Linked DNA regions of Homo sapiens: region 1 is linked to region 2. Evidence: chromatin contacts called from ENCODE Hi-C or POLR2A ChIA-PET data. All regions are on one chromosome and are shown on one strand. The core of a region is the stretch at or near the end of the contact, and the rest is flanking DNA. Distances in the headings are between cores, read along the strand shown. Region 1 overlaps AMOTL2 (angiomotin like 2). Region 2 holds the start of UBA5 (ubiquitin like modifier activating enzyme 5).

Region 1 (6,046 bases), core at 3,480-5,979, 1.7 Mb after region 2:
TGCCTCATAGGAGTTAGAGGAAAAGCCCCCCCCAACTCCCCCAACCCTGCCAGGCTGGATCCTTCTGTGCTTGTAGCAGGGACCCAGAGAGGGCTTAGAAATGGCACCACAGCTCTGGAATTTGATGCTCTTAGAGCCCAGGCTCTGAAAACCACCAGTGCATAAGGCCCTGGGCCCTTCTCACACCAGCAAAGGCAGGCCATTAAGGATGGGTTCCAGATTCATCAGATGATAGTGGCGGCACAGCCCTCATCCTGGAGGGCGGCACTCCGGAGAGGGGAGGCAGGGCCCAAGCACTGGATGGCACCCAACACCTCCACAGTAAGAGTCTCCTGGGCAGACCAAGGACTCGGTATTTCTGGGCAAATGCATGTTTACAGTGCCTGGTGTGCCAATCATGCAGGTTCAGCTCAGAAGCAGGAGGGACTGCTGAGCTCTATGGGGAAAGGGGCCTGTTTATCAGGGATCAAGGGCAGGGCAGTGACTGGACATTGCCACCCACCCCCCCAACCTCAGGTGCCTGGCCTGCAATGCCGAACCTGCTTTCCATCTCCTGATGCCTGTGGCCACCAGTGAGCAGACCCTCATTGAAGCTGCTGCTGGGTGAGGGCTGGGGGGAATGTCGGATGAGAGTGGTGTCACGCTGAGCAGCAGCCGTGGCAGCCGCATCCATGGCAAACTGCCTCATGGCACGTTCCTCCAAATACTTCTGCTCCCACTTGGTCATGTCGGCCTCCAGCGCCAGGATCTGCTCCTCCTTCTCTCGCAGTTGTTCTGACAGTCGCAGGGCGCTGAGCTCTGGAGACCCACCACTGCCACTGCTACCACCTGGGGCACCTGCCTGTCTCTGCAGAGCAAGGAGTAGAGACCGTGGTCAAGGGTGCAGGTTGGGGTGTGGCAGCCACTGGTCTTCGCCTCCACACGACTGTCACTTGTACATGTACGTGTTCAGCCATACACAGCATACATTTCCCCATCCTTCCTCTACCGAAATGGGGATACAGCACAGGTCCCCATACCCCTGCCCTGAATCCTAGGGCAAGGGCATAGAGACCAGACAGATAATCCTCCAAACTGGCAAAGGGGGTGCTATCAATAATTATACTGGGAAAACTGGTGTACATTAGAACAGAACTGGGCAAACCAGGGGGTTCAGTCACACTACCTCTGTGGCAAGGGTAGGTTTGGGAGTGGAGAAATAACTCTATTTGGTTTGTAAACACCAAGAGTTGTTTACACAGAAGTCCGAAGTGAGGCTAAGCACAGTGGATCTGGACAACCATCTTTCCTCCCAATCTTGGGGAGGCATATAAAAGCTGGCTGGTGGCCAGACGCAGTGGCTCATGCCTGTAATCCCAGCACTTTGGGAGGCCAAGGTCGGCGGACCACGTGAGGTCAGGGGTTCAAGACCAGCCTGGCCAATATGGTGAAACCTCATCTCTACTAAAAATACAAAAATTAGCTGGGCGTGGTGGCGCACGCCTGTAGTCTCAGCTACTCGGGAGGCTGAGGCAAGAGAATGGCTTGAACCTGGGAGGTGGAAGTTGCAGTGAGCGTTCGCGCCACTGCACTCCAGCCTGGGCGACAGAATGAGATTCCATCTCAAAAAAAAAAAAGCTCGCAGGCCTTCTATATCCAGGTTCCTGACTTACTTTCTCTAGAGGTCAAGGACAACTAGCCCTGCTGCTGCCGAGGACAGGAGTCCCCCGAGGCTGGACATGGGCCAGGTGGCAGGGCCTCTACTAAGACAACGAGTGGAAGGGAGCACGCAGCAAAGGTGGAGCAGAGAGCAATCATCCTCGCCGCCTTCCAACGGGCCTGCAGCCTAGATCTAAGCAGGGGCTCCCGGGGCCTCAGCCCTGGCCTCCAAACCTACAGTCCCCGAGGAGGAAGGGAAGCCAACATCCTCAGATGCTGCCCTAGCCTGGAGACTTTCTCAGCTCACCTGCTGTGCACGCAGGGCCTTGAGTTCCTGCTCCAGGCGAGTCCGCAGACGCAGCTCCAGCTGCTCCCGCTTCTCACAGGCTGCCTGCAGCTGCCCGAGCGCCTGCTGCAGCCGCTCCACTTTCTCCACATAGGCCTGCTTCTTGCGCAGCTCCTCTTCGGCTCGAGCTGCCCGGCCCTGCGCATTGCCCAGAGCCTGCTCCAGCAGCTCGGCACGCCGCCGCTGGTCCTCGATGGCGCCGCGCAGCAGTGCCATCTCTCGCTCCAGCTTCTCTTGCTCCTGCTGCTGTTCGTAGCCTGTAGGGAGAAAGAGGCTTGATCAGTGACAGTGACCACGTTGGCTGGCCCCATTGCCTCCTGGGCTCAGTGCTGACCACTGGATGAGCACAGTTGCTTCTCATTCTCTCAAAAATAACAGGAATAAGGTACCACTATTAACCCTGTTTCATGGAAGAAGAAACCAAGGCTCATGTTAAGTCAGGAGTAAATGACAGAGCCCAATTCCAGGACCCTTGCAGTAACAACTGGGCTACCCTGCCTTTCTACTGGGACATACTGCCATGGGACAGCCCCAAACACCATCCACTTGTGCCAGGGGCACCATGTCTAAAACACATCCACAATATCCCTTGAACCTTGTGACGGCTCGAGACTGTTGAGGTAGGAACTGTGATGCCCATGTACAGATGAGAAAATAGAGACTCAGGTAGGCTGTGACATGGTCCTCCTTCCAGTGGGAGAATGAAAGAAGGGGGAACAGAACCACCATCGGCTGTCGGCACACCAGGCCCTTACACATCTTATTCCACGAATCCTCCAGCCCCTCCAGGGAGGATTTGGGATCCCCAACTTATAGGGGAGAAACATAGGAGGTGAATGGTGCTGCCAAATGGAAACCCCAGTTGGCCACACTACAAAGGCCCAGGCTGCCTCTGGCTACATGGTGAGGCGTTTGTACTTATAGGCCACCCAGAGCTCTGGGGCTCCTTCTGCAGACCCAGGCCGAGAGGTCCGTTGAGGGCTACATTTCCTTCCATGGTCTGAAAAGAACACTGAGATGTAAGCAACCAGGCTCAGAAGGAAATGCAAAGTCTGCAGTACAGTGAAAATGACTATGGCCCAAAGATTAGTGTGTAAGGGTCAAGCTATCCTGACTTTTAAATCATTTTGTTAATTGCCCAAAGAAACTGCTCAGAGGCCCTCTCCATAGGGCCAGGAGAAGCCCAAGCCAGACCACAGAGCCCTCCATCTGATGTTCTAGCCTTAAATCCACCTCCCAGGCACCTGCCCCTTGAGAGTCCCAGGCTGCCCCCTGAGGAGCAGGTCAGCTGCCTACCTTGCTGGAGAGCAGGTGGGGGGCAGGGCTATGGGCTCCCGCTAATGAACCTAAAGGCACTGTCTCTAGAACAGCATTCTGATTCAGTGGAATTTTCTGCCAGAGTGGAATTGTTCTATACGGCACCCTCCAATGCAGTGGCTACTAGACACACGTGCCACTGAGGACTGGAAATGTGGCTAGTAAGATGGGAGAACTGAATTTTAAATTTAATTTATTTTCATTAATTTCAATCTTTGGGCCACATGCAGCTAAGTACCTATCATATAGGACAGTGCAAGTTCTGGAACAGAAGGGTGAAGGCTTGAGACCTTGGCATGTGGAAGGGAGGATTCATTTACTCAGGTCCCTGGGGCAGGGCAGGGAGGACACAGAGGCAACTCAGGTTAGCTCTTGATTCATTTTGGATGTTTGAAGGCTGAGCCCAGGATGGTATCATTCTGTGGCATGGAGGAAAATACGAGGAAGTCCAATAATATTGAAACGGATGTGTTCATACTTCGCTGGCTTAACATCCATTGAGTGGGGTGTTAACATCCATTGAGGAGGGGCAGCCAGGTTGGGACTCAGGCAGGGAGGACCCTCCCCTAGTCCACCTGTGCGTTCAGTTTGCCCAGGGCCTGCATCTCATTTCAGCCTTAGCATGACTCTGTGGGGAAGGACTCTGTCTCATCTTATAGCTGGAGAATCTGGGGCGCAGGGAGAGAAGAAATATTCCCAAGGGGGTGGAGCTAACAGGCCAGCCTCAGGCCTCAAGGCCAGATCCCCAGGGGGCACTGCTGGCCTAGAAGGGCCAGAAGGGCAGTGCTGGGGGGCTGCGTGGCTTGCCTAGGAGGAAAAGCAGATGGCATTGGTGATAATGGCCACACTTTCCTAGTGTTGACTGACCCCAGATAAAAGGGAGGTCAATCAGACACCTCCCTTTGCAATAGCTACTAGGGAGCAAGGAAGAGCTGCTTGGGTTTCCTCAGCCCTGGGGGAGGAAGGGGCCGGAGGACCCAGCCCTCTGCTTCCAGAAGCTTCCTGCAGCCTTGTCCAACCTCTAAGGCCCTGGTGGGGGCTGGGAGGCTTTGAGCTCTGGCCATCCCCTACCAACAGGACCCTGATAAAACCTTGGGCCTGCGGGATCTCGGGAAGGAGAGCTCCTTAGTAAGAAATAAGTGGTCTGGGTGCGGGTGGGAAGAGGACGCCCGAAGGCCAGCGGAGGAGGGCAGGAAGGCAGGCGAGGCGCCGACGGGACCCGGGATGCGCCTTGGGCAGCGAGCGAGCCCCCACCTCCACGTTCCAGGCTCCCTTTGTGCTCACCCTCCCTCCTCCCAAAGCCGGGCGAAGGGCGCCAGGCAGCGCGCACGGGAGGGAGCGGCGGGGGGCGGGCCGGGAGCGGAACAGCTCGCGGCTCTGGAATGCCAGGCATCCAGGTCACCCGCGGCTGCAAGATTAATGGCTCCAGCGAGGAGCCAAGAACAGCTCGGCGCTCACTCGCTCCCCGGGGAGCGGAAACGCCTCCCGGCCGGCCCCCCTCTTCTCACCCACTAGCAAGCTCCCAGAAACCCGCCCCATGGCTTCCTTTCTTTGGCAGAGTCAGGCTCCAGAAGTCCGCCTTCCTCCACAGGCACCCTAATCTGCCGTGCCCTTGCAGCTTCTCCTCCCCAGACTCCTCAGGGAAACCCCAGGGCTGCCCCCTCCCCTTTCTCCCTCCTTCCCTTTGACTCCTTCCCAGAGACCTTAAGCCGCTGCCATCTCACCCCACCCAGCCAGAAGAGACCAGCCTACCTCCTGCCCCACCCTGTCAATTCCTTCAGTGCTGTGTTCCCCCATTCCCTGCCCTAGTCTTTGAACCCTCTTTGAAGGAAGATAGGGGTGCTGCCAGCCAGAGCTAAGTCCTCAAGCTGCTCCTCCATTTCTGCACCCCACACTACCCTTTGTGCCATTCACAGTAGGGTTCCTGTGAAGACTCAAAGCCATGTTTACCCAGCTACCAACCACTCCCATTCCACTTCTCTGCAAACACCTTGAACAGCACTAAAGCTCCTAGTAGGAGCTCAATAAATAACTGTTCTTAGTCTCTTCTGATTGCTAGAGCCTCCTGCTGCTGAGCTCAGGGCTCCCTTTGCCACCCACCCCATGTACCTCTTGAACTGCCCAATAGCTCCTTCACCTCTGGCTGGCTCTCCACCCCTGCCATCCCCACAGAGCCCCTCTCTCAGGCCACCGGGGCTCCTAATCACCGGTTTCTAGGGCCACCCCCGTTGTTCTTTTGCATCTGTGGGAACCTGCTCCTTTCTTAAGCTCACCACTTCCTTCCTGACCTCCCTGCCATGGTACCTTCCTGGGCCTGCTCCCATTCTCTCTTGAACATCTGCCAGTTGCTTAAAACACATCTGCTAATGAATGAATAAATGGACTAGTCAATGAACTTGCCCATTCTTCAAGGATGCTTAGACCGCCCCGTTTAGAATGCATCTGTTGGTTAAGGTCTAGGATCCCATTTTTGGCTGCCTCAGATGCCTCCACTTGGCTTGCTATGGCTCAGCTCCACCATGCCCCCCTACCTCTCACATTCCCATTGCACACTCCCGACCTTTCTGTTGCCAGGAACTCCCTGGGAAGCTCTCAGACCTGTCCTTCTCCTTCACCTCATCTGTCTTCAGGGCTACCTTGCCTCCCGCACTGCCCAATGCACTGCACTGGTGGTCAGCACCGAAGCTCAGCAAATCACTGCTCCCTGGCTTTCCCTCTTGTGTCAGCTGATCTTCTTAAAAGATA
Region 2 (5,778 bases), core at 716-3,215:
TAATTTACAACTAATTTCATTTTTTGAACACGGTTATGGTTTAACATTCAGCTTGGTTCAGAATTAAGTATCTTTCAGTTATGTACCTCTTCAACACTCCTACAATATGAACGTTACTATCTCCTTTTTGCCAAAGCAGGACTAGATGTTCAAAGGGTAACTTGTCCAAATTCCACAGCAATTGAAATAGTTGAAATTTGAACTTTGATCTGTTTCAGTTTGTTACAACACAAGGCTTCTAGCCTAGAAATCTCAGCTATTCTTTATTCCACCTTTCCCTTCATCTTCCAATATCTATTGGGACATGGGACCTTTAAATTCTACACCCTAAAATGTTCCCTGATCCATCTCATTTATTATTATTTTCATTTTCACCAAAATCAGTAGTCAAAGAATATAAATGCTAGTGATAAAATACCACTAGCACACTATGTTGTTGCAATTTTTACGCCCTTTCACCTATATTACGGTATTTCATTTCATTAATAAGACTAATCAAAATAGGTATTACAACTTAGGAAACTAGTTCTCAGAGTGTTTATGTAACATATTTAAACTCCCAGACAGCAAGTGACAGATCCAGTTTTCTGAATGATAGGACTCTTTCTGTAGCCCTGTATTAGTAACAATGTTATTTTTAGAATAAAGTTTTAAGAATGTATTATCTATTGTAAAACATCAGACTAAAGCCAGATTCCCGGTGGGGAACGCTACTCTCAGGATCCTCTCACTCAGTTCCATTACCTCACTTCAAAAAACCTGAGGCCCAAAGTGGTGCTGTGACCTCCTAAGTGGAAAAGCTAGTACTCGAATTCGGATCCTCCATCTGGTGTCATTAACTCAGCCTCCCGGAATACGGCCAATCAAACGGAATTACACCAGCTTCTCAGAAAAAGATCTAATGGCTGTATCACAAAAGAAGGCATCTATTTCTCAGAATTTGTAGCCTTAATTGCCTTGGTGAATCCTCAAGGGACATAAATCCATCCTTTAACAAAGATTCCTTTGGATAGTAGAATGGTGAACGTTATTGCGCTTCCATTACCGCCCTCCAATTGGGAAGCCCCCAGCATCGAATTCGGAGGGCCGGCAATAGCAGCTCATGCCTGTAGGGTGCGTCCACTGACTGCAGGAAAAGCAATCAGGGTGGGAGAAACTTAGGAAACCACCCAGGGCCAAAGGAAGGAAAACTCAATGTACAAATTTTTTTCCGCTGGAGGCAAAGGCTGACATCCATACCTGTACTGGGCAATGGTCAGCGTAGCCTCACGTTCGGCCCCAAAGCCAGACAAGTGCTGGTTTAGGTAGGCCTCCAGGGACTTGCTGTCGAACTTGTGCTGGGGCAGCACTTCGGCCAAATCGGACTCGCCAGTAGCACCTGGCTTCATGATCACCCCCGCAGGCCACAGCAACGCGGCATCCACAGGTCTCGAGTGCCGAAGTCCTTCAGGATTGGGGCAACGTCCCCTCTAGAGCATGGGCCGAGGCCGGGGTGGGGTCTGGCTCCAGCCAACCGCACACAGCCTACGCGCCGTTGCTGAGCAACGCTTGCCCGCTGAATCCCGAGGTTTTAGCTCTAGTCAAGTGCCAAAAGAGCCCAATGTGTGTTCGGGTTTCAATTCTCCAGTCAGCGTCAGAGTTGGAGGCCTCAATTTTAAAGAAGGCAAAGCCATGGTCATCGTTGCGGGTAAGGAACAACGCAGAAGCCTCTTCCACCCCCAAATTTAATGCAACAGCAGGCGGAAGACCTGCAGGGTCCCGTTCAGAAAAAGGGCCGTCAGACTGTCGAGCCTAAGAATAAAAAGACCCTGTTTCTCTTAGATACCCGGTTAGCAAGGCAACATCGCTGGCCTCCTGCCCTGGACACTTATCACCCCGGTGCTGCTGCGGCCGGGTTTAGCCGGCCCAGCGAGGAAGGAAGCCGAAAGAGCCAGGTTTTTGATGAGGGGGAGCGATGTCTGCGACGCACCGGAAGCGGCTCCGAGGAAGGCCTGTGGGAGTCTCGGAGACGTGTCTGTCTGTGAGGCGCTGGGTGCACGTCCCCAGGGCTCTGGGCTAGGAAGGCAGCGGCGAGGTGCCTCCCCACGTACCCCTCGCGGGCCCAGCCGAGCAACGTGGGGCGAAGGCGGCGGCGAAGGCCCGGGCTGGGAGCGTTGGCGGCCGGAGTCCCAGCCATGGCGGAGTCTGTGGAGCGCCTGCAGCAGCGGGTCCAGGAGCTGGAGCGGGAACTTGCCCAGGAGAGGAGTCTGCAGGTCCCGAGGAGCGGCGACGGAGGGGGCGGCCGGGTCCGCATCGAGAAGATGAGCTCAGAGGTGGTGGATTCGAATCCCTACAGGTAACCTGCGTCGCCGGTCGGAGGCAGGCGCGGGGGACGAGGTCAGGCTCCGTGAGGTCAGAAGTGAGGCGCTTCCCACGTCCCGCTCATGGGGACGCCCGCCACCCTTTTCTTGGTCTGCGAATCCTGTTCCCAAATGGGCAAGGCCACATCTTAGTACTGATCGGAAGATATTCTTTCTCTTTTTTAAAAACCTCCAGTGAGTCAGCCATATGGTGCTGCTCCTGTGCCTGCTGAGGACGTGTGTCCAGTTTCCTATCACCCTTGCCTCTTAATTAGTCCGCCTCGCTGTGTATAAGACTGATAGTAAGAACTTTCAGAAGATGAGATCAAATATTAAACCTGCTAAGGTAAACTTTGAGTTTCATTAAAGGCTTATCAATGCATCTTAAATGGGGTCGGGGCGGGGGAGAGCGGGGTTAGCTCTATTCTGAGATATTCGGGTGCTCCTTAACATCTCAAACCATTCGACATTACCAAGACTGCCCAGGCCTCTCTTTTCTTCTTTCCTAACAAAGCTTATCAATTCAGCAGATGGAATATAGTGCAATGGTTAAGGGTAAGGACTCTACCGCCAGACTGATTGCAATTCAAATCTAACTACTCTCTTCGTAACTGCCTAACCTTTGGCAAGTTGTGAAACTTTCCGCTTCAGCTTCTCACCTGTACAATGAAGATAATAGTAATATCTATCTCTGTCATAGTTGTGGGGATTGAAAAAATCAGTATGTATAAAGGTCTTAGAGTAGCGCTTGTACATGGCAAGCCTTATACAAGATTTTATTGCTAGGTGCATTTAGTAGCAAGCAGTTATTGAGCTTTCACTGTGTAAGCACTTTACATGCATTGTCTCCTCCCACCAAAACCCTATGAGATTGCTACTATTTTACCCCCATTATATAAGTGAGAAAATTGAGGCTTAGAGAGCCACCTCAGGTTCATGCCTTGGTAGTAAATAATAAGGCCTGTCTTGCATTAGATTTGTCTTAATGTAAAATTCTCATGAACCGTCTCCCCAGTAAAAACAATTAAGTCGTGTAGCTAAAAATTGTATAGTGTTAAAGTAGATAAGGAAGATTTTATTGTTGCTTTTTTCCTTTAAAGAGCATAACAGTTTTGATTTTTAAAAAAGGTTTTAGTTTGTGATATATAAAGCCGCAGTAGAAGTCTTAGGGTGCACTGTTTTAACTGTGTTGCCAAATATGAACGGTTAATGGTCCAGAATTTTTAGAGATTAAATAAGCATGAACTGACATCTCTAATCAGAATAAGTGGAAACTATTTGACATTTTTAAAACATTTTAAAATTTTACAAATGAAGACTTTGAAATTTTCCCTCCAGAATGAAAAGCAGAGGAATATGGGTCATGAATTTAAGTTGTCTTTCAGACATTATTTAATATGAGATGATCCCTTGACATTGTAATTATAACAAAACTTTCAGAACTCAAGTCTAAATATGTAGTATTTTCTATCTGATTTGCACCATTGACTTTATTAAAATTGCTATACAGGAGATGGCAGTTTGATACCCAAAGCTGTTCACTGATATATGGAATTTTAATAAAGTTCAGCTTTAATTTTTTGAATTGTTCATACAGCAAATATTTACTGAGTACATTTTTGTCTCCAGTCCTCCTTGACAATATTATTTACTTTGTATTGAGTACTTATTGTGTGCAGACACTGTGAATATAAAGTAGACATGGTCTTTTCCCTCTAGAGCTTACCAGATGAGTGTGAGATAAATAGAAAAGTAAACATGCCATTGCAGTACAGGTGATAAGAATTATGATAAAGTACAGTGTTATTATTGATAAAGTACAGGTTATTGAATTATGATAAAGTACAAAAGGTTATAGGAAAGGGATATGTATGTGTTCAACACCATTTTAATTGCTTCAAGAGATACAAAAGAAATATAAAGCACCTGACTTTTGCTTCAGTTTGAGAGACTACATGGAGGTGGGATATTAAAAAACACAAGTAACCGTAAAATTATGTGTTATGGAATATAGTTATAAGCATGTGGAAAAATTGGAGAGGCTTTGAGATTAGAAAACCTGGTATCAAATCCTGGCTCAGAAACCCAGCTCAGAATACCACTTGCCAGTTAGCTGATTTTGGGCAGTTGATTAACCCAAACCGTTTCCCTCATCTGTAAAAGGGGGTTGCCATCCATGCTTCTCAGATTATTTAAAGATTGAAGGGAGCATCAAGGTAAGGATAGCAAATTCCTGTGATGGATCTGCCATCACTTTCTACCCAACCTCACTAAAGTGACAGTAAAGGAATTTTTTAAAAGAAACTCCCATTGAAAATATAAAGGGTTCGTATTAATAACTGATAGGGAGGGGTGGGTCCCTGTACTTGATTATAGTAACAATTTGGAAACTAGAGAAGGGATGGGTGAAGGTAACTGATTTAATAGATTCAGAGAAGTTTAATCTTAAGCTCGCAACCCAGTTTATTGCAAGAATCCCCCAAAAGGCTCAGGAATAGGCACAGGTACTTGCAGAACTTCAGGTAGGGCTAAAAAAAACTTTCAGTTGAAAATCTGTTGAAGAAACAAAAGCCCCAGATCCCCTACTCCACTGTGGGTAACTGGGCAAACACTCCTTCCCTACCAGAAGAGGAGAGTAGAGATTTCTTCATTAGAAAGAGTAAAATAGAAGATTTCCAAGAATAATTGGGGCAGGTCTTTGTACCTGAAGGAAGGGGTAAACTGATTGTTTACATGCTGAATGCTGTGACTGAATGTAAACTAAATGCTTACATACTGAGTGTCGAGACTCCCAGCCTTGCTTCTTCACTTCCAACAGCTGATCGTGGGGTTGGAACTCCAACTCAGGTTGGAGTTTGAAAGATTATTCTCTAGGGAATCTGATAGAGCCAAGAGGAAAGACTGAAAGACACTGACATTGTGGGTTTCTCAACTAAATAGTCTGGCCAGATGACCCTACAGTGAAGTCCAAAGTCAAACAGTTATTGCCTATATTGTTACCTTTATTAGTGTCCCACACTTAAATATGAACAGAACAAAGGATGAAAGAAACTTCTAACATGAAAGAAATAAAAATAGCAACTTGGATAGACTATGTAAGATAAACACATCCCCCTAAATTATCATTAGTATCCTTAGATGAGAGAAGATATGGTACAAATGATACAGGAACAAGGTGCAAAGTATTTAGATGATCAGGAATTCTTGCAAATGGAGATGGTAATAGAAATGAAAATCTTAATAGAAGTGTTGGAAAATAAAGTTGAAAGAAATCATCCAGAGAATAGAGCAGAAAACTAAAATAGTAGATAACTGGAGAAAGAAGATAAAGGACAAATCCAGATGGTTCAACTTCCAAATAATAGGAGTTCCAGATAGTCCAGGAAAAACAAACCAAACAAGGAAGTAACCAGATTCTTCAAGGACATTTCCCAGAACT

What was found. Hi-C counts contacts between places; a loop is a spot of excess contacts on that map. ChIA-PET counts read pairs that join two places held with the same protein, here RNA polymerase II (POLR2A).
Region 1: a map of sigmoid colon shows a loop between it and region 2 (8-fold over the local background). The contact joins the enhancer-like site here to the promoter of UBA5 in region 2. A Hi-C loop is called at or near these places in 1 of 168 maps with a recorded cell type or tissue (sigmoid colon). POLR2A ChIA-PET finds 5 or more read pairs at or near these places in 1 of 52 experiments (AG04449).

Annotation. Positions count from the first base shown.
Region 1 is chr3:134,359,567-134,365,612 of GRCh38, forward strand. AMOTL2 (angiomotin like 2) reads right to left here. Exons shown (of 10, transcript NM_016201.4): 6 at 1,946-2,241; 7 at 540-847. Among named protein-coding and RNA genes, the nearest start is that of MIR6827, 5.3 kb to the right of the region's middle. RefSeq lists an enhancer at 1-484 and a silencer at 1,781-2,075. Within about 2 kb of position 4,730, at least 24 of the 41 ENCODE cell types and tissues checked have a DNase peak (open chromatin) inside an H3K27ac peak, as active enhancers do.
Region 2 is chr3:132,658,364-132,664,141 of GRCh38, forward strand. It overlaps UBA5 (ubiquitin like modifier activating enzyme 5), which reads left to right and starts at 1,966. Exons shown (of 12, transcript NM_024818.6): 1 at 1,966-2,335. The coding sequence starts at 2,175. ACAD11 (acyl-CoA dehydrogenase family member 11) reads right to left here and starts at 1,446. Exons shown (of 20, transcript NM_032169.5): 1 at 1,240-1,446. The coding sequence starts at 1,388. The region is part of intron 26 of NPHP3-ACAD11 (NPHP3-ACAD11 readthrough (NMD candidate)); the gene reads right to left. RefSeq lists enhancers at 1,748-2,286, 1,822-1,911, 2,282-2,561.